Linked DNA regions of Homo sapiens: region 2 is linked to region 1. The links are chromatin loops, found by intact Hi-C in ENCODE. Cell type or tissue: endothelial cell of umbilical vein. All regions are shown on one strand. Links, peaks and the distances in the headings refer to the core of each region. The heading gives the core; the rest is flanking DNA. Region 1 overlaps TRIM56 (tripartite motif containing 56). Region 2 overlaps MOGAT3 (monoacylglycerol O-acyltransferase 3).

Evidence for each region. Peaks named below come from ENCODE experiments on the same cell type or tissue, not always from the same donor. Only the 100,000 strongest peaks of a DNase experiment are listed, where the experiment ranks them.
Region 2: a loop joins it to region 1, with 9 times the contacts of the local background. A loop is called at or near these places in 6 of 110 quality-filtered maps.

The regions. Positions count from the first base shown.
Region 1 is chr7:101,090,668-101,101,053 of GRCh38, forward strand. It overlaps TRIM56 (tripartite motif containing 56), which reads left to right. Exons shown (of 3, transcript NM_030961.3): 3 at 1-7,300. Among named protein-coding and RNA genes, the nearest start is that of TRIM56, 10 kb to the left of the region's middle. RefSeq lists enhancers at 8,725-9,432, 9,433-10,140, 9,501-9,795, 9,548-9,692, 9,593-9,737 and cis regulatory regions at 9,615-9,625, 9,660-9,670. In endothelial cell of umbilical vein, for the core only: a CTCF peak has its summit at 4,347 (motif pointing right); a DNase peak (open chromatin) is centred at 4,354; H3K27ac peaks cover 1,707 bases.
Region 2 is chr7:101,188,183-101,198,568 of GRCh38, forward strand. MOGAT3 (monoacylglycerol O-acyltransferase 3) reads right to left here. Exons shown (of 7, transcript NM_178176.4): 5 at 10,009-10,183; 6 at 8,005-8,207; 7 at 6,825-7,918. The coding sequence ends at 7,764. Among named protein-coding and RNA genes, the nearest start is that of MOGAT3, 7.7 kb to the right of the region's middle. RefSeq lists an enhancer at 7,489-7,989. In endothelial cell of umbilical vein, for the core only: a CTCF peak has its summit at 4,488 (motif pointing left); a DNase peak (open chromatin) is centred at 4,479.

The DNA of each region.
Region 1 (10,386 bases), core at 1,098-9,097:
AGCTAAGATCAAGTGTTAAAATAAATAAATAAATAAATAAATAAATAAATAAATAAATACCAAGTTATGAGTGTCAGAGCAGGGGAGCCCTCCACGCAGCCACGGAGCCAGTCTGAGGGAAGAGGTACATAGGATAGAAAAATCTCTAGGCTCCAACGCTTCTGCTTCGGTGTCTTTCCATTTCCCAGGGTCTATGTGTTGCCTTCTCTTCATTTTCCAGCAAAATTCCTTTTGAGATATGTTGGCCTTCACTCGGCTGAACTAGGGGGTGAAGGAAGGTTGTCCTCTGTGGGCCACTATTGCTGGGGAAACAGCTAAACCCTGCAGGCCAAGTGGAACTTGGAGGTGCCAAGAAAACCTAGAAGGTGCAATGGGGCTGCGACGGATAGAGGTGTCAAACCAGAAGGGAGGAACCCGTCGGAGGTGGGCTGTGACCACCGGACCTTTTCATAAGTGGTGGCAGTGGTAGAATTGAGGGGGCAAGTAGGCTTGGAGAATGTTTTTAGCCAGGGGCTGTTGAGAGATGGCAGAAGGGGGTCTTAATGTGGGGACTGTGGACAGTGGGGCATTCGTGGGAACCAGAGGGATTTTGGACAAGTCCAGATGGAATGTGCAGGGCATAGGTAGAGGGAAAAGAAAATCCCTTTCTGGGAAAACCATTTCTTGTTTATTGAAACAATGCAGGACATCATCAAAGTCCGGGTGGACACATTCCATTATCTACAAATTACAAAGGTAGGCACAGCAAAGAATAATGAAGATTATAAGAAAACCAAGCGCCAGGCACGGTGACTCAAGCCTGTAATCCCAGCACTCTGGGAGGCTGGGGTGGGTGGATCACTCAAGGTCAGGAGTTCGAGACCAGCCTGGCCAACATGGAGAAACCCCATCTCTACTAAAAATACAAAAATTAGCTAGGCGTGGGAGCGGGCGTCTGTAATCCCAGCTACTTGGGAGGCTGAGGCAGGAGAATCATTTGAACCCAGGAGGTGGAAGTTGCAGTGAGCTCAGATCGCACCATTGCACTCCAGCCTGGGTAACAAGAATGAAACTCCATCTCAAAAAAAAAGAAAAAGAAAAGAAAGAAAACCAAGGTCCCTCTCCCTCTCCCTCTCCCCACGGTCTCCCTCTGCCTCTCTTTCCATGGTCACGGTCTCCCTCTGATGCCGAGCCGAAGCTGGACTGTACTGCTGCCATCTCGGCTCACTGCAACCTCCCTGCCTGATTCTCCTGCCTCAGCCTGCCGAGTGCCTGCGATTGCAGGCGCGCGCCGCCACGCCTGACTGGTTTTCGTATTTTTTTGGTGGAGACGGGGTTTCACTGTGTTGGCCGGGCTGGTCTCCAGCTCCTAACCGCGAGTGATCCGCCAGCCTCGGCCTCCGGAGGTGCCGGGATTGCAGACGGAGTCTCGTTCACTCGGTGCTCAATGTTGCCCAGGCTGGAGTGCAGTGTCGTGATCTCGGCTAGCTACAACCTCCACCTCCCAGCCGCCCGCCTTGGCCTCCCAAAGTGCCGAGATTACAGCCTCTGCCCGGCCGCCACCCCCTCTGGGAAGTGCGGAGTGTCTCTGCCTGGCCGCCCATTGTCTGGGATGTGAGGAGCCCCTCTGCCCGGCTGCCCAGTCTGGGAAGTGAGGAGCGCCTCTTCCTGGCCGCCATCCCATCTAGGAAGTGAGGAGTGTCTCTGCCCGGCTGCCCATCATCTGAGATGTGGGGAGCACCTCAGCCCCGCCGCCCCGTCTGGGATGTGAGGAGCGCCTCTGCCCGGCCGCGACCCAGTCTGGGAGGTGAGGAGCGTCTCTGCCCAGCCGCCCCGTCTGAGAAGTGAGGAGCCCCTCCGCCTGGCAGCCGCCCCGTCTGAGAAGTGAGGAGCCCCTCCGCCCGGCAGCCGCCCCGTCCGGGAGGGAGGTGGGGGGTCAGCCCCCTCCCGGCCAGCCGCGCCGTCCGGGAGGGAGGTGGGGGGTCAGCCCCCGCCCGGCCAGCCGCGCCTTCCGGGAGGGAGGTGGGGGATCAGTCCCCGCCCGGCCAGCCGCCCCGCCCGGGAGCGAGGTGGGGGGCGCCTCCGCCCGGCCGCTGTCCCGTCCGGGAGGTGGGGGGTCGCCTCTGCCCGGCCGCCCCGTCTGGGAGGTGAGGAGCCCCTCTGCCCGGCCACCACCCCGTCTGGGAGGTGTACCCAACAGCTCATTGAGAACGGGCCATGATGACGATGGCGGTTTTGTGGAATAGAAAAGGGGGAAAGGTGGGGAAAAGATAGAGAAATCAGATTGTTGCCGTGTCTGTGTAGAAAGAAGTAGACATGGGAGACTTCATTTTGTTCTGTACTAAGAAAAATTCTTCTGCCTTGGGATGCTGTTAATCTAAGACCTTACCCCCAACCCCGTGCTCTCTGAAATATGTGCTGTGTCCACTCAGGGTTAAATGGATTAAGGGCGGTGCAAGATGTGCTTTGTTAAACAGATGCTTGAAGGCAGCATGCTCCTTAAGAGTCATCACCACTCCCTAATCTCAAGTACCCAGGGACACAAACACTGCGGAAGGCCGCAGGGTCGTCTGCCTAGGAAAACCAGAGACCTTTGTTCACTTGTTTATCTGCTGACCTTCCCTCCACTATTGTCCTATGACCCTGCCAAATCCCCCTCTGCGAGAAACACCCAAGAATGATCAATAAAAAATTAAAAAAAAAAAAAAAAAAAGAAAACCAAGAAGATGGGAAAACCATGCAGAATTGATTTGACGAGGAAAGCCTTGGTCTCTAATACATGCAATGACTAGAACAGTATTTGGTCAAAGAACCACATAAGCTCTGTACCCTGGAGGAAATGTATGCAGGCAAGGACTAGTAAAATAAAAAATAATAATAATTAAAAAAAAAAAAAAGAAAGGCTGGACGCGGTGGCTCACACCTGTAATCCCAGCACTTTGGGAGGCTGAGGTGGGTGGATCACCTGAGGTCAGGAGTTTGAGACCAGCCTGGCCACTACGGTGAAACCCCATCTCTACTAAAAATACAAAAATTACCCGGGTGTGGTGGCGCATGCCTGTAATCCCAGCTACTGGGGAGTCTGAGGCAGGAGACTCGCTTGAACCTGGGAGGCAGAGGGTGCAGCGAGCCGAGTTCACCCCATTGCACTCCAGCCTGGGTGTCACAGTGAGACTCTGTCTCAAAAAAATAATAAATAAATAATTAAATCCACTTGCAGTGGTCAAAAATAAATGTTAAATAAATGGGTGAGAAATCTTGCGGAGAAATAGACTCCTGGCACTATAAAAATGATCCTGGAGAATAATTTGGCTAGACTTTGCAAGAATGACAAAAATGATTATAAGAATCAGTTGTCTCACTTTGGGGAATACATTCTGGGAAAATAATGTAAGAGAAAAAATATTTGCATACAGACATTTGAGGCTGCTCTGTATATTACAGGCAAGAACTGGAAACTGTTCGGCTGCAGGGTGACAGCTAACTAGATTGTGGTTTATTAGGGGAATGAGCCTTTCTTTGTGTATGACAACTATGAAAACTATTGAGAAGAAATAGTTACGTGATACAGTCATAATCCTCAAAAACGGAGAATCAGGAATTATGATCAAATAGTGATAGTAACAAGGAAAACATCTGTCTAAATAATTACTGAGTAGAAATAGGTTCGGAATTTGTAAATAGTCATTAATTTGGGAGATTGGGGTTTTTTTTGTTTTGTTTTTTGTTTGTTTTTCATTATTTTGTGCTATTATTCATACGTGTACATTTCTACTTCAGTTTTTATTATCCATTACATAACATACATGCTTGATTATTTGCTTCAAGGAAATACACCTTTATAAGTAATACTCAATAACTACTGGGTTTGAGAATGAAGGTGTCAGAACGAATGAGATTGTCCTATGAAAGAAGAGGCAGGAGCCAGGGAGGAGGATCCCACCCGGCCGGGGCTCAGCCAGGAGGCAGGGCCATTGGGGCAGGGTGGCAGTCCAAGGAACCGCTCTGGGAAGGTTTGCAAAGGTCGGGGTCCCCCCTGCCAGGTGATCGAATTATCGTGGAGTGTCTGGAAGGCGGGGGAAGTTTTGTTGAGTTCACCAAATAACTCAGACCAACTGGAAACCAAGTGGAGTTTCTACAGGACCAACTAGAATAGGGATCAGCTACATGGGGGCGGGGGGAGGGGGGCAGGGAACGGTGTCTGTCTTCATTGCAGCTCTGTCTGCAGAGCCAGCACTGTGATACCTCATAGTAGGTGCTCAGTGAATGTCTGTGAAGTGAATTACTATCTAGACAAGGATGAGACTGGTATGACTCTCCAAAGCTTTCCCACCTCCAAAACCTCGGCTTGTGGGGAATCTCCAGTAGGGGGCACTGTGGACACGGTTCGCATCTGCCTCCCAAGGCTGGGCTCCGCGTCAAAAAAAAAAAAAAAAAATGAGACTGAGCCAGGTGCAGTGGTCACTCCTGTTATCTCAGCACTTTGCGTGGCCAAGGCGGGAGGATGTCTTGAGGCCAGGAGTTCAAGACTAGGCTGGGCAACATAGCAAGACCCCATCTCTACAAAAAAATTTTTAAATTAGCCAGAGGTGGTGGCATGCACCCGTAGTCCCAGCTGCTCGGGAGGCTGAGGCAGAAGATTGCTCGAGCCCAGGAGTTCAAGGCTGCAGTGAGCTCTGATTGTGCCACTGCACTCCAGCCTGAGTGACAGAGCAAAACCTGGTTTCCTAAGGGGGGGATAAAAGAGGGAGAGATGAGATCGGGGTGTCCCGCTTCTGTGCATGTGGAGGGGGTAACTGGGAACCGTGTACTGTAGGGGATCGCACACCTTGGGGTGGAAACAGCAGCTCTCCGGAGTTGCATGGGAGCCATGGGCAGTGGTCCTGGCTGGTGAAATGATTCTAGCCACGTGGCCCACCCAGGGGGCAAAACAATAGAAACCTTCAGAAATGAAACGTCACCTGGCTGCAAGAAGATAGTCCCACAGGCGCCCTAGAGATGGGGATGCCAAGTGGCTTCTCGGGAAGCTGTAAGAATCCACAGGGCATTGTAAGATGGAGGGAAATATTAAGTTTTCTTCGTAAAGAGGTGAGGGGGGCGAGAGCAGCAAAGGACACTGGAAAATGAGAAGCATGGATGGGAAGTGTTGCATTGAGCATAATTTGGAGGTAAAATCTCCAACACCGTAACTGAGTGGCCTGGGGACCTGATAGAAAGCCCTGCTCAGGACTAAGGCAGAGTTCCCAGTTATATCGCAGATACAAAGAGACCAGGAACACGCTTGTAATCACAGCACTTAGGGAGGCTGAGGCGGGTGGATGACCTGAGGTCAGGAGTTCGAGACCAGCCTAGCCAACATGGTGAAACCCCCATCTCTACTAAAAATACAAAAATTAGCCAGGCGTGGTGGCACATGCCTGTAATCCCAGCTACTCAGGAGGCTGAGGTGGGAGAATCGCTTGAGCCCGGGAGGCAGGGGTTGCAGCGAGCTGAGATCGTACCACTGCACTCCAGCCTGGGCAACAGAGTGAGACCCTGTCTCAAAAAGAAAAAAAAAAAAGAGAGAAATCAGGAACATCATGAAAGATACAGCAAAATGTTTTACCCCAGCCCACTGCACCACACCTGGGATTGTGACAATTAACTTGATAAATTGTTCCTTTTCCTGTTCGGAACTGACTAGGTTGTGCGTGGATGGACCAGTGAAAAGAAAATCCTGTTTGGGTAGGGAAGAGGGAAGTAGAAAACCTCTTTCGTATTCTTGGTGTCAAGAAATGGGAAGAGAATGAGGGAGCAGAGACCTGGGTTGAGTGTTGGCTCTGCACTAAACAGCTGTGTGATCTTGGTCTAGTGCCTTAACCTCTCTGAGCCTCAGTTTGTACATCAGTAACATTGGGATAATGACATCCACATGCCCACTTCACAGAGCTGCTGTGAGGACTGGATGAGAAATGTAGAGAAGTATTTCGGACACCATAAAGCTCAAATACAAGGTGTTGGTTAGGAAAAGTTTCAACTGACTTGTACCCACCTGATACCCCTCCATCAGCATAAGCGTGTATGAGGATGTTAGGTACATGTGTTGTGAGTGAAAGCTCTGGAACACCCGAGTAGAGCTTTCTGCAAATCAGCTTCTCCTTCAGAGGAGACCATTTTGTTTTGCTTTCCAGCAGTTACTTGAAGAAGCCTTATCTGAAGTCACAACAGTGACTTCAGGAATAGAAGGGACCAATGGCCAGCTTGCTGAAATGTAATGCCATTCTTAAAAGCCAGCTAAGAATCAGACCGTATTAGTTAAGGACCCATAAGAGTAGACATTTAGAAAAAGTGAAAAATGGCAAGAGTGGCCCAATCTTTTGAGAGTTTAGAGAAAATATCATTTGGAAAGGGAGTAGCTCTCCTTCTATTTTAGCCTTATTATTACGGTATCTATAAAGCAATGCCATATTCTAAATCTGCAGAAATAAAATTCTAAGGGGCGAAAGTCCAAGGCAGAAGTCAAAAGTTTTGCAAGGAAACCGATGAGGTTGCTGACCTGAGCTGGGCAGGGTTGAACAGGCGAGTGCCAAGATCAAGGTCTCTGATTGTCTCTCCTTGAAAGGTAAGCAGAGAACTAGGGCTATCCCATAAATTAAGTGGGAGATTGGAAAGGGGTGCGGACTTCTGTATTGGGGAGAAGGTCTTGGATGAACTGGGGCAGAGAACTGCCAGAGAGAGTACCTAGGAATACGTTGTTAGCAGGAGAAAGACCAAGTTCAGATGCAGACTTGGGAAAGTAGGTAACTTGACCAAAGGTAGCAAAATTAGACTACCCAACTGGATTGTGAATGCAGTTTATGAAATGGATCAGGACAGGAGCAAAAATAGATTTTCTAGAAACTGCAGACTCCTGTGATTGGAGCAGTATACAAAGTACAGCAACATCAGACTAGATCTCACCTGAGGTGCTGGGTGAGAAATCTTAGGGACCAGATGGAAGAGGGCCTGTGTATAAAGACATTAGGAAGGAGGTTTGGGAGGGCAGCCTGACTTGTCTCCAGAGAAAGTTAGAACTGGTTGACTTAGCAACCAAGGGACACTGGGTCAAAGACGAGGAATCAGGACGTCGGTGCCTAGTGACTGAGCGCCAGCCCAGCCCATTTCTCTACATTGCCATGGGCTAAACCCAGTGTGCTGTAAACTCTTCAGTTCCTTTGGTTATGGATTTTGTATCTTTTCTGTGTTTCTTAATAAAGTTCTTTTGAAAAATGGGAACCTTTCTCAGATGGGAATTTTGTATCTTTCCTCTGTTTCTTAATAAAGTTCTTTTGAAAAATTGGAACCTTTTCTCAGAAGGGTTTATGGATACGGGGAACCTTTTTTTTTTTTTTTGAGACGGAGTTTCGCTCTTGTCGTCCAGGCTGGAGTGCAGTGGCACGATCTTGGCTCACTACAACCTCCACCTCCCAGGTTCAAGCAATTCTCCTGCCTCAGCCTCTTGAGTAGCTGGGATTATAGGCACAAGCCAACACGCCTGGCTAATTTTTGTACTTTTGGTAGAGACGGGGTTTCACCATGTTGACCAGGCTGGTCTAGAACTCCTGACCTCAAGTGATCCACCCGCCTCAGCCTCCCAAAGTGCTGGGATTACAGGCGTGAGCCACTGCACCCGGCTGGATACAGGGAACCTTTAACAACCAGGCCCAGATAGTGAAGGAAATCAGGTCATCAAAGCCACCCAATGGTAGGTAGCTCCCAGGGTGGCCACACAGATTCCTTGGGGACATTGCAGAAGCATGCACCTTCTGGGTGGGAACCAGTAGGTGATCTGGCCCATGCTGGCGCATGCAGGGCTCCACCTGGGCACACGCAGGTGTGATATGCAGGAAGTACATGAGGGACCCAGGTCATGGTGGCTGTGCCCACCACGTGGGGCTTTGTTTTGGGGTTTGTGGAAGCCAAACAAGCACCTGTGGGTACCTTCCCTTTTCTATTTTTTCTATTTATTTTTTTGAGACGGAGTCTCTCTCTGTCATCCAGGCTGGAGTGCAGTGGCGTAATCTCGGTTCACTGCAACCTCCACCTCCCGGGTTCAAGTGATTCTCCTGCCTCAGCCTCCCGAGTAGCTGAGATTACAGGCACCCACCACCATCCCCTGCTAATTTTTGTATTTTTAGTAGAGACAAGATTTCACCATATTAGCCAAGCTGGTCTCCAGCTCCTGACCTTGTGATCTGCCTGCCTTGTCCTCCCAAAGTGCTGGGATTACAGGCGTGAGCCACCGTACCTAGCCCCCTTTTTTTATTTTTTATTTTGTTTTTTGAGACAGGGTCTCACTTTGTCGCCCAGGCTGGAGGGCAGTGGTGCGATCTCGGCTCACTGCAGCCTCAACCTCCAGGGCTCAAATGATTCTCCTGTCTCAGTCCCTCAAGTAGCTGAGATTACAGGCACTCACGACCATACCTGGCTAATTTTTGTAGAGATGGCATTTTGCCATGTTGGTCAGGCTGCTCTCAAACTCCTGGGCTCAAGCGATCTGTCCGCCTCGGCCTCCCAAAGCACTGGGATTACAGGCGTGAGCCGCCGCATCCAGCTGCATCTGTGGGTACTTTCCAGCCTGTGGCATTTGGGGTCCTCCCTGCAGGGGGGGCGGGTTCTAGGAACATCTACCTACTGGCCAAACCCACTCCCCTAACCTGGTATCCAAGAGCCCCCAAAAAAGCTTCCTTCCTCTCCCCTCCAAGTTTTCCCAAAGAGGAAGAGGAATGATCTCAGCCTCTGGCCTCCCCATCAAATACAGGAGAACCGATAGCAGTGGCTGAGATCTTGCCTTCGCCTGCTCCCCATCCATTGACTCCCAGAAGCCTTCACATTCTGTTACATATGAGAAAACCAACCGAGGCTTGGCGAGGCTTGCTCAGAATAAGTCGATTTCAATTTAGACTGAGAACTGTCTGACTCCAAAGCTGCCCTTCCTAGCACCCAATGCCCAGTTCTCTGCCTTCTCAAGCAGCTCAAATCCTGGCCGAGTCACTTGAGCCTATCTGTATCTCTGTTTCCTCATTTATAAGATGAGTGAGTGGATGAAATAAGATCTGAGATGCTAAGCCGGGTACAGTGGCTCACGCCTGTAATCCCGGCACTTTGGGAGGCCAAGGTGGGCAGATCACCTGAGATTGGGAGTTGAAGACCAGCCTGACCAACATGGTGAAACCCCGTCTCTACTAAAAATACAAAATTAGCCAGGTGTGGTGTCGCATGCCTTTAATCCCAGCTACTTGGGAGGCTGAGGTAGGAGAATTGCTTGAACCCGGGAGGCAGAGGTTGCAGTGAGCCAAGATGGCACCTTTGCACTCCAGCCTGGGTAACAACAGTGAAACTCCATCTCAAAAAAAAAAAAAAAAAAGATCTGAGATGCTGCCCCGTGCTAATAAACCAGGCCCTGGTCCCTATTAGGAGAGGTCTGGAATTTTGACCTAAGGGGGGTGCTCAGAGACACACCATGCACCCTGCTGGCATCCTGTTCAAGGCCCCCAAGACGGAGATGGAGAGACACAATGACAAGCGGGGAGGGAATGCTTTGAATGGCTTGGCGGGGGAGAGGGCCCTCGGCTGCCGGTGACAGCCTGAATAAGAATTCTGCAATTCATCCTCTGATGACTCAGCTAGTTGGACCGGCGCCTCTGCCAACCCTGGGGAGCATGAGTCAGCAGCTGAGGGGGCCGATGGCAGGAGAGATCGCTGTGGTCCATGTGAGCAGTGACTGTAGGGAGAACGGCCTGTTCCCAGCTCCTAACCCCAAGGCGGAGCATCTGCCTCTGCGGTCGGACACACACGGGCCTCAGGTTCTTAGCCATGTGGCCAAGCCTCCTCCCTCAGACCCGATCTCTCCTCCTTTGCACTAGTGCAGTCACAGCCCCAGAAACGCAGGGGTCACGTCTGCTCCCCACAGCCTTGGTGAGCAGCCGTATCTGCAACAAGAGACTCTGCTCCTCCCTCCTCTTCACTCTTTCCGTGGGGTTAGATTGACCTCCCAAGCACAGCAACGAAGCCCATGCCGGAGAAGAGGAGAAGGAGGGACGTGGCGCAGGCCAGGTACATGGCTGGGCAGATGGCCACGGCGTCCTTCCCTGCTTCTGGGGGTTGGGGAATGGGTTTCTCGGGGGTTGATATTTTTGCTCAGGGGCCAACTCAGAAAACCTTCCTTCACACTTGGAAACAGCCGTATCTATGTTGCCTCCCGTGATCGTAGGTTAGGGACGGTCCATCCACTTATTCACTTATTAGAAGAAAACAGCCAAAGCAAGCCAAGGTGCAGCAGACCCCCGAGTCCAGAGAGCTGCTGGTGGCACAAGGCCGCAGAGTGAGGCGCACACGCAGACCTCACCCCCTCCAGCAATGCCTGCCTGCCATGCCTGGCAGCTCTGA
Region 2 (10,386 bases), core at 697-8,696, 97 kb after region 1:
CCAACAAGTCAAGGCTGCAGTGAGCCCTGATCGTGCCACTGCACACTGCAGCCTGGGTGACAGAGCGAGATCCTATCTAAAAAAAAAAAAAAAAAAAAAAAAAAAAGCCCAACACTTTTTTATCTGGAGAATATTTAACATACACAAAACCAGAGAGAATACATATTTCAAAGTATCACTTTGTATATGATAAATATATATAGTTTTAGCCAGGTGTGGTGGCTCATGTCTGTAATCCCAGCACTTTGGGAGGCTGAGGCGGGTGGATCACTCGAGACTAGCCTGGCCAACATGGTGAAACTCCATCTCTACTAAAAATACAAAAATTAGCTAGGCGTGGTGGGGCACACCTGTAATCCCAGCTACTTGGGAGGCTGAGGCAGGAGAATAGCTTGAACCTGGGAGGCGGAGGTTGCAGTGAAAATTTACAGAACAATCTCATTTCTTCCACAAATAAGTTGGAAGAAGAGACAGAGAGAGACGGAGAGGAAATCTACAGATTAAAAGAAAATTAAGGCTGGGCACGGTGGCTCACACCTGTAATCCCAGCACTTTGGGAGGCTGAGGCAGGCAGATTGCTTGAGATCAGGAGTTCGAGACCAGCCTGGCCAACATGGTGAAAACCCATCTCTACTGAAATTACAAAAATTAGCCCGGCTGGGCGCGGTGGCTTACGCCTGTAATCCCAGCATTTTGGGAGGCCAAGGCGGGTGGATCACGAGATCAGGAGTTCAAGATTATCCTGGCCAACATGGTGAAACCCCATCTCTACTAAAAATACAAAAATTAGCTGGGTGTGGTGGTGTGCGCCTGTAGTCTCAGCTACTCGGAAGGCTGAGGCCGGAGAATCGCTTGCACCCGGGAGGCGGAGGTTGCGGTGAGCCAAGTTTGGGCCATTGCACTCCAGCCTGGGCAACAGAGTGAGACTCCATCTCAAAAAAAAAAAAAAATTAGCCGGGCGTGGTGGCATACACCTATAATCCCAGGTACTCGGGAAATTGAGACAGGAGAATTGCTTGGACTCGGCAGGAGGAGGTTGCAGTGAGCCGAGATCCCACCATTGCACTCCAACCTGGGTAACAGAGCGAGATTCAGTGAAAAGACAGAAAGAAAGGAAAAAAGAAAAGAGAGAAAGAGAGGAAGGGGAGGGGAAGAAGGGAAGGAAGGAAAAAGGAAGGAAGGGAAAGAAAAAAAAAGAATCTTGTGGCCAAATGTGTGGGGGTTTTTTCCCCACACACCAAGTAAGCAATCAATTCTGCAGCCGGTGTCTTTCAACCCAGTTCAATCTGGACACTACCTGGAGGTAGTGATAGATCCCACGTGGAGGCTCAGTCCCACAAGACTGTCCCCCACTACCAATGCCACTCACAAGCCTCAGGTTATTCTACCTGCACGTCTGACTGACCGGCTATATACTGGGGGTCCCATGACCCCCTGTTGGGTTCAATTAATTTGCTAGCACGACTCACAGAACTCAGAGAATCACTCACTTATATTCACCTGTTTATTATAAAGGATATTACAAAGGTTACAGATGGGCCAGGTGTGGTGACTCATGCCTGTAATCTCAGCACTTTGGGAGGCTGAGGTGGGAGGACTGCTTGAGGCTAGGAGTTTGAGACCAGCCTGGGCAACATAGCAAGACTCCATCTCTAAAAATAAATAAATAAAATGAACAAACAAACAAACAAAAACAAAGGATACGGATCGGCCAGAGGCAGTGGCTCAAGTCTGTAATCCTAGCACTTTGGGAGGCCAAGGAGGAAGGATTACTTGAGCTCAGGAGTTCGAGACCAGCTTGTGCAACATGGTGAAACCCTGTCTGTACAAAAAATAATACAAAAAATTAGCCAGGCATGGTGGTGCACGCCTATAGTCCAGTCTACTTGACAGGTTGAAGCAGGAGGATCACTTAGGCCGGGGAGGCGGAGGTTGCAGTGAGCTGTGATGGTGCCACTGCACTCCAGCCTGAGAGACAGAGTGACAGCCTGTCTCAAAAACAAAAACAAACAAACAAAAACAGGGCTGGGCTCATGCCTGTAATCCCAGCCCTTTGGGAGACCAAGGCAGGAAGATCACTTGAGGCCAGGAGTTCAAGACCAGCCTGGCCAACATGGCCAAACCCCATCTCTATTAAAAATACAAAAATTAACCAGGCATGGTGGCACATGCCTGTAATCCCAGCTACTTGGGAGGCTGAGGCAGGAGGATTGCTTGAACCTGGGAGGTGGAGGCTGCATTTCAGCCCGGGTGACAGAGTGAGACCCTGTCTCAGAAAAAAGAAAACAAAACTATACAGATGAAGACATGCCTAGGGTGAGGCATGGGGAGTGGGGTTTGGAACTCCATGTCCTCCCAGAGTGCACCACCCTCCAAGAACCTCCACATTCTCACCTATCCAGAAGCTCTCCAAACCCAGTCCTCAGGTCTTTTACAGGGGCTTCCTTGGATAGGCATGATTGACACCAGTGTAGAAGTGTGATTGGAAGCTGGGGCGTGGTGGCTCACGCCTGTAATCCCAGCACTTTGGGAGGCCAAGGTGGGCGGATCACTAGAGGTCGGGAGTTCGAGACCAGCCTGACCAACATGGAGAAACCCTGTCTCTACTAAAAATACAAAATTAGCCAGGTGTGGTGGTGCATGCCTGTAATCCCAGCTACTCAGGAGGCTGAGGCAGGAGAATTGCTTGAACCTGGGAGGCAGAGGTTGTGGTGAGCCGAGATCGTGCCATTGCACTCCAGCCTAGGCAACAAGAGCAAAACTCTGTCTCAAAAAAAAAAAAAAATGTGATTGGACAAAAAGGGTACCACCTAATACTAACACACCGAGTGGGGAAGCCCAGCCAGGCCTGTCTGTTCAGATTCTCCTCGGCCTCTCTCTGTGTAGTGTTCCTTCCTCCAGGGGATGGGGCAGGACCCTTTCTGAAATGAGGGTCTCATGACCCACAAGCAGACAAGGTAGGTCAGAGCATCTCTTAATAACCAGCTTCAGACAGAACGGCGAGGGAAGAAGATTCCGTATATTTTTAGTTTCTATGGCCTGCCTAGGTGAGAAAAAGGAGCAGGAGAGAGGAGGCCAGGAGGAGGTCAGAGACAGACAGATTGTGTTTTCTGAAGCCTGCTTCTGAGGCCAAAAGTGCCCCCACGTTCTAACAAAAGACTGTCTTTCACTTTTATCGCTCTGAAGCTGTTCCGAAGTTGCTTCGGGAATTGAGGACATAGGCCAACTACTCTAACAAGAGAAGGGCCGATTGTTTTAGTTACTTAGGAAATAACAAGGGCTTTGGGAGTTATGAGCCAAGAACCTCGGACCTATATATAGGATCTATAAATGGATATATAGATAATAGCACAGTGCCATTAAAAAAGAGACCTGAGAGAGACCCTCCTCTCTTCTCCGTGTGAGGTTAGGGCAAGAAGATGACACACGTGATGAAGTGAACCCTCTCCAGACGACATTTCGGCTGGTGCTTTGATCTCGGACGTCCCAGATTCCAAAACTTTGAGAGCTATATATATATATTTTTGAGACGGAGTTTCGCTCTTGTTGTCCAGGCTGGAGTGCAATGGCACAATCTCGGCTCACTGCAACTTCTGCCTCTCGGGTTCAAGCGATTCTCCTGCCTCGGCCTCCTGAGTAGCTCGGATTACAGGCATGCACCACCACGCCCGGCTAATTCTGTATTTTTAGTAGAGACAGGGTTTTGCCATGTTGGTCAGCCTCTTCACTCTTGTTGGCTGGGCACGGTAGCTCACTCTTGTAATCCCAGCGCTTTGGGAGGCCGAGGTGGGATGATCACTCCAGCCCAGGAGTTCAAGACCAGCCTGGGCAACATGGTAGAACCACTGCGCTCCAGCCTGGGTGACAAAGCTAGATCCTGTGTCAAAAAAACAAAATAACAAAACAAACAAAAAAACACAGAAGGTCGTGACAGATTTTTTTTTTTTTTGAGATGGAGTCTCACTCTGTCATCCAGGCTGGAGTGCAGTGGCGCAATCTCTGCTCACTGCAACCTTCGCCTCCCGGGTTCAAGTGGTTCTCGGACCCCAGCCTCCCAAGTAGCTGGGATCAGGGGCACCTGTCACCATGCCCAGCTAATTTTTGTATTTTTAGTAAAGATGGGTTTTCACCATGTTGGCCAGGCTGGAGAAGGTCGTGATAGATCTTTAAGCAGAGCTATGGGGATGGCGAGGAGGGCCCTGGACCAGCCTGGCAGGTTGGCAGGTTGGGGAAGGTGTCTTGGAAATGGAACCTAAACTGAGTCTTGAAACTCCCCTTCCAGATAAGAGGTGCTGGGTCCCTCAGGTGGGAAGGGACAGCCTGAGTAAAGCCCAGGGCTGAAACACAGCCTGGTTTGCAAGAACAAGCAGTTCTGGGTCGTCTGCCCTGGGTGGGGCTGCACCTTGGACCCAGCCTGTAGGCAGAGGCTGGCTAGCCCCCGAGGACTTCAAGCAAGAGAGGGACAGATTTGCCTTCTGTGTAGAGACCGCCCTCTGGTGGCCACATGGAGGATGGCAGGAGAGAATGGCGCCGAAAGAAAAGCGGCAGGCTGAGCTCATAAAGCTGCGAATGCTGTTCCTTCTTCCTCTTTTTCAAAAGACGGATTTTGGGCCGGGCTTGGTGGCTCACGCCTGTAACCCCAGCACTTTGGGAGGCCGAGGCGAGCGGATCACGAGGTCAGGAGATCGAGACCATCCTGGCAAACACGGTGAAACCCCATCTCTACTAAAAAAAAAATACAAAAAATTAGCCAGGAGTGGTGGCAGACGCCTGTAGTCCCAGCTACTCGGGAGGCTGAGCCAGGAGAATGGCGTGAACCCGGGAGGCGGAGCTTGCAGTCAGCGGAGATCGCGCCACTGCACTCCAGCCTGGGCGACAGAGCGAGACTCCATCTCAAAAAACATAAATAAATAAATAAAATAAAATAAAATAAAAGACGGGTTTTGCTCTGTTGCCCAGGCTGGTGCTGTGGTGCAATCTTGGCTCAGCCTGTAACTCCTGGCCTCAAGCGATCCTCCCACCTTGGCTTCTCAAACTCTGGGATGACAGATGCATACTACCATACCCCGCCCATCCCCAGTGTCTGGAAAATGTGCCCACTGGAGAAATCTATTGGCCGGATTGTGACTGGTTGGATGCTCCCACGGCAGGAAAGGGGGAAGGACAAGTGGCCACGTCGAGGCCTGCCTGAACTCCAAGGGTATCCAGGCCGAGGTTGCTCAAACCCAGAGCTGATTTATTTTTATTTTTATTTGTTTTTATTTTTTGACACAGTCTTACTCTGTCGCCCAGGCTGGAGTGCAGCGGTGCAATCTCGGCTCACTGCAACCTCCGCCTCCGGGTTCAAGCGATTCTCCTGCCTCAATCTCTGGAGTAGTTGGGATTACAGACACCTGCCACTACGCCCAGCTAATTTTTGTATTTTTGGTAGAGACGGGGTTCACTATGTTGGCCAGGCTGGTCTTGAACTCCTGGTCTTAGGTGATCCTCCTGCCTCGGCCTCCTAAAGTGCTGGGCTTACAGGCATGAGCCACCATGCCTGGCCTGAACGAAACATTTCTATGCTCCAACTTAAAATGAATGTAGAACTTATTATCTGAGAATGACCCAGGGAAGTCATGGGACTGCCCATATTTTCATGCAATAAAGGGAAAATTCTTCCCACAAATAAATTTTATAGGACGGTAGAAGCAAATATAGGGCATTCCAATTACATTTCAATGAGTTATTCTTGATGAAGTCCTGGATACACAAAGCCAGCCAGCAAATAGGATTGACCAAAGTCAGAGGATGCTGTGACCACCCCAGGGCTCTTTTTGTTTGTCTGTTTGAGACGGGTCTCGCTTCGTTACCCAGGCTGGAGTGCCGTGGCACGATCTCGGCTCACTGCACCCTTGACCTCCTAGGCTTAAGAGAGTCTCCCACCTCTACCTCCCAAGTAGCTGGGATGACAATCATAAGCCACCACACCTGGCTAATTTCTAGAATTTTTTTTTTCATTTTTTTCATTTTTTTTTCTTTTTAGCCGGAGTTTCACTCTTGTTGCCCAGGCTGGAGTGCAATGGTGCGATCTTGGCTCAACACAACCTCCGCCTCCCGTGTTCAAGCAATTCTCCTGCCTCAGCCTCCTGAGTAGCTGGGTCTACAGGAGAGCACCACCACGCCCAGCTAATTTTTGTATTTTTAGTAGAGACGGGGTTTCACCATGTTGGCCATGATGGTCTTGATCTCTTGACCTCGTGATCCACCTGCCTCAGCCTCCCAAAGTGCTGGGATTATAGGTGTGAGCCACAGCAGCCGGCCATAGGACATAAGCTTTTTTTTTTTTTTTTTTTTTTGAGACGGAGTCTGGCTCTGTCTCCCATGTTGGAGTGCAGTGGCACAATCTCGGTTCACTGCAAGCTCCGCCTCACGGGTTCACGCCATTCTCCTGCCTCAACCTCTCAGTAGCTGGGACTACAGGCGCCCGCCACCATGCCTGGTTAAGTTTTTGTATTTTTAGTAGAGACGGGGTTTCACCTTGTTAGCCAGGATGGTCTCGATCTCCTGACCTCGTGATCCGCCCGCCTCAGCCTCCCAAAGTGCTGGGATTACAGGCGTGAGCCACCGCGCCCAGCCTCAGCTGTGTTCTTAACTCTATTTTTCCTTCACTGGGGATGGTACCATTTCCCCGTCCTGTTAAGTGCCCTTGACTGCTCTTACCTTTAGCTCTTGGAATTCCGCCATCTACCCTAACTTCACCTCCATCTAAATCCTGCTCACTCTTCAAAGCCTGCCTCTCCACGCATCCTCCCTCCTAACTCCATCCCAATGCCCAACAGCTCTTTGCTAAGCAGATGCCTTTATTTACAGACAAAGAAGTAAACAGGCAAAAGGAAGAGGCTTGTCCAAGGTCATGCCACAGACTGAACTCTCACTGGGAGGACAGTTCAGGGTCCTGATACCCAATCTAAGGCAGCAGCTTTGTAGCACATCAGGATGGGGGCAGGTCATGCCTGGCCATGTTCACTTCCAGAACGATTATAGCTTTAACAACATTTTTTTTTTTTTGAGATGGAATCTCGCTCTGTTGCCCAGACTGGAGTGCAGTGGTGTGATCTCGGCTCACTGCAACCTCTGCCTCCTGGGTTCAAGCGATTCTCCTGCCTCAGCCTCCGGAGTAGCTGGGATTATAGGCATGAGCCACCATGCCCGGCTAATTTTTGTAGTTTTAGTAGAGAGGGGGTTTTGCCATTTTGGCCAGGCTGGTCTTGAACTCCTGACCTCAGTTGATCCACCTGCCTCGGCTTCCCAAAGTGTTGGGATTATGGGCATGAGCCACCACGCCCAGCCTACTACAGCTTTAACAGTCTTTTTTTTTTTTTTTTTTTTTTTTTTGAGATTGAGTCTCGCTGTGTTGCCCAGGCTGGAGTACTGTGGTGTGATCTCAGCTCACTGCAACCTCCGCCTCCTGGGTTTAAGCAAGTCTCCTGCCTCAGCCTCCCAAATAGCTGGGATTACAGGCACATGCCACCATGCCCGGCTAATTAACAACATTATTTTTTAATTTTTGTAGAAATGAAGTCTCACTGTGTTGCCCAGGCTGGTCTTCAACTCCTGGGCTCAAACGATCCTCCCACCTTGGCCTCCCAAAGTGCTGGGATTACAGGCATGAGGCACTGCGCTGGGCCCAGAACTACCTTTTATTGGAGGCATGGAGTCCACAGTGGGTGGAGGTCTCAGTGCCTTGGGCTCAGGGGCTCAGCGAAAGGCCGCGGCCAGGCCTAGATGAAGGTGAGGCAGGTGGAAGCGGGGACCCCACAGCTTTCCTTGTGCTCCTCGAAGAGCTGCTCCAGGGCCGTCATGTAGAGGGCGTGATAGTGATTGACTTCCTCCTCGGTGGGGTGGAGGCGCTGGGGGACGGGGATGGGGCGGCCCACTGCAGGGAGAGGGAGACAGGTGGGCGAGGGATCCCTGATGCCCACGCAGCTGCTGGTGGCCGTCCCCCCGGAGGTGGGCACTCACCCACAGTGGTGATGGGCACAGCAAAGGGCAGCAGGCCCCAGGAGGTGGCTGAGAAGAGACCGCGACCCCAGAAGATGCAAGGAGAGAAGCCCATGAGCTTCTTGAAGGTGAGCTGGCACCAATGCTGCCAGGAGCCTGTGGCAAAAGCCTTAAGTCTAAAGATGTCATTCTCCCCAAAGGAGTACACGGGCACCAGGGACGCCCTGGGAAGGAGCAAGAGAGAAGAGGGGGCTCAGGCTGCTGGACTGCTCCGAGATGGGCACCCCCAGGGGCTACAAGTCCTTCCCACTACGTCCAGATGCTACCTCCCAGGGTCATTCAAAGCACATGACTATGGCTACAAAGAAAGATCTAGAAGACAGGACTCGCATTTCTTTCTCTTTCTTTTTCTTTGTTTTAGAGAGAGGGTCTTGTAACCACACCTGTAATCCCAGCATTTTGGGAGGCCACGGTGGGAGGATCATTTGAGGTCAGGAGTTGGAGACCAGCCTGGCCAACATGGTGAAACCCCCGTCTCTGCAAAAACATAAAAATTAGCCAGGTGTGGAAGTGGGTACCTGTAATTCCAGCTACTACAGAGGCTGAGGCACAAGAATCGCTTGAACCTGGGAGGCAGAGGTTGCAGTGAGCTAAGATCACACCACTGCACTTCAGTCTGGGTGACAGAGTGAGACTTTGTCTCAAAAAATAAATAGGCTGGGTGCGGTGGCTCATGCCTGTAATCCCAATACCTTGGAAGGCTGAGGTGGGTGGATCACCTGAGGTCAGGAGTTCGAGACCACCCTGACCAATATGGTGAAACCCCATCTCTACTAAAAATACAAAAATTAGCCAGACGTGGTGACGTGCACCTGTAGTCCCAGGTACTTCAGAGGCTTGAACTCGGGAGGTGGAGGTTGCAGCGAGCCGAGATCACACCACTGCACTCCAGCCTGGGTGACAGAGCAAGACTCCATCTCCAAAAATTAAAAATTAGAAAATTTTAAAAAATAAATAATTTAAAAAATTTTAAAAGAGACAAGGCCTTGCTCTCTTGCCCAGGCTGGAGGGCAGTGGTGCAATCATAGCTCACTGCAGCCTCAACCTTCTCCGCTCAAGCCATCCTCCCACCTCAGCCTCCCGAATAGCTGAAACTTCGGGCGTGCACTACCACACTTGGCTAATTTATTTTATTTTATTTTTGTAGAGATGATGTCTCCCTATGTTGCCCAGGCTGGTCTTGAACTCCTGGCTTCAAGTGATCTTCCTGCCTTGGCCTCCCAAAGCACTGGGATTGCAAGTGTGAACCACCACGCCCAGCCGGGACTCACATTTCTTGAGACACAGTTGTGTAGTGGGCCTTCTCATAGTCATTTTCTCATTCGGTCTTTGCAATAACAACATCGTGGCAAGGTAGGTATCAGCCCTCTTCGCAAGTAAAGAAACAAGTCCGGCCGGGCACGGTGGCTCACGCCTATAATCCCAGCACTTTGGAAGGCCAAGGTGGGCGGATCACTTGAGGCCAGGAATTCGAGACCAGCCTGGCCAAAATGGTGAAACCCCGTCTCTACTAAAAATACAAAAATTAGCCCGGAGTGGTGGTGGGCGCCTGTAGTCCCAACTACTCGGGAGGCGGAGGTTGCAGTGAGCCGAGACCACGCCTTTGCACTCCAGCCTGGGCGACAGAGCGAGACTCTGTCTCAACAACAATAACAAAAAAAGAAACAAGTGCAAGGTCTTGCCTTTGAGTTGGGGTCAGAGAGGGAAGCCAGGGCTTCTGAGACCGAGGGCCCTGCTATTTGCATTATGGTCCTGTCTCCACGGATGTGGGAGGGAGCTTAGGGTAAGCGGGCCCCATGTTTGGTACCGAGTCATGCCCTGGAGAGCCCACGTGGGCCTCGGTGCAGGGCAGGGCGCTGGTCTCTGGGCACCCGGATCCCCCATGCAGGGACCTAGATGTCTGGGGACTGAGAGAGGGCATAAACCAGCAGAGAACTGACAGGTAGGGCCTGCACGCGCACTCACCCGTGCCTCAGCGCCAGGCGCACGAAGCCTTTGCGCTTCTGGAGCGTAAGGCAGTGCTCCCCGGGGACTGAATACAGGGCCTCGTGCGCACCCCCCACCATGATGACCACGGCCTGCCCGAGCTGGGGCTGGGACAGGATGAAGTCCAGGCTCTGGCGGCTCACCGGACAGAGTCCTGTGGGCAGGAGGAGGTGGAAAGTAGTTCCCATCTGCCTCCACGGCACCCCCGCCCCTCACCCAGCCTTTAGTTCCAAGCCCCCTACCCCCATCTCCAAGGCGGGGAACCTACCCAAATGCTCACTGCAAGTCTGGGCAGTGCTCAGGCTGGCCCCTGTCCTGGGTGGGGGACTTATTATGGGGGGGGGTGGTCCCAGAGGG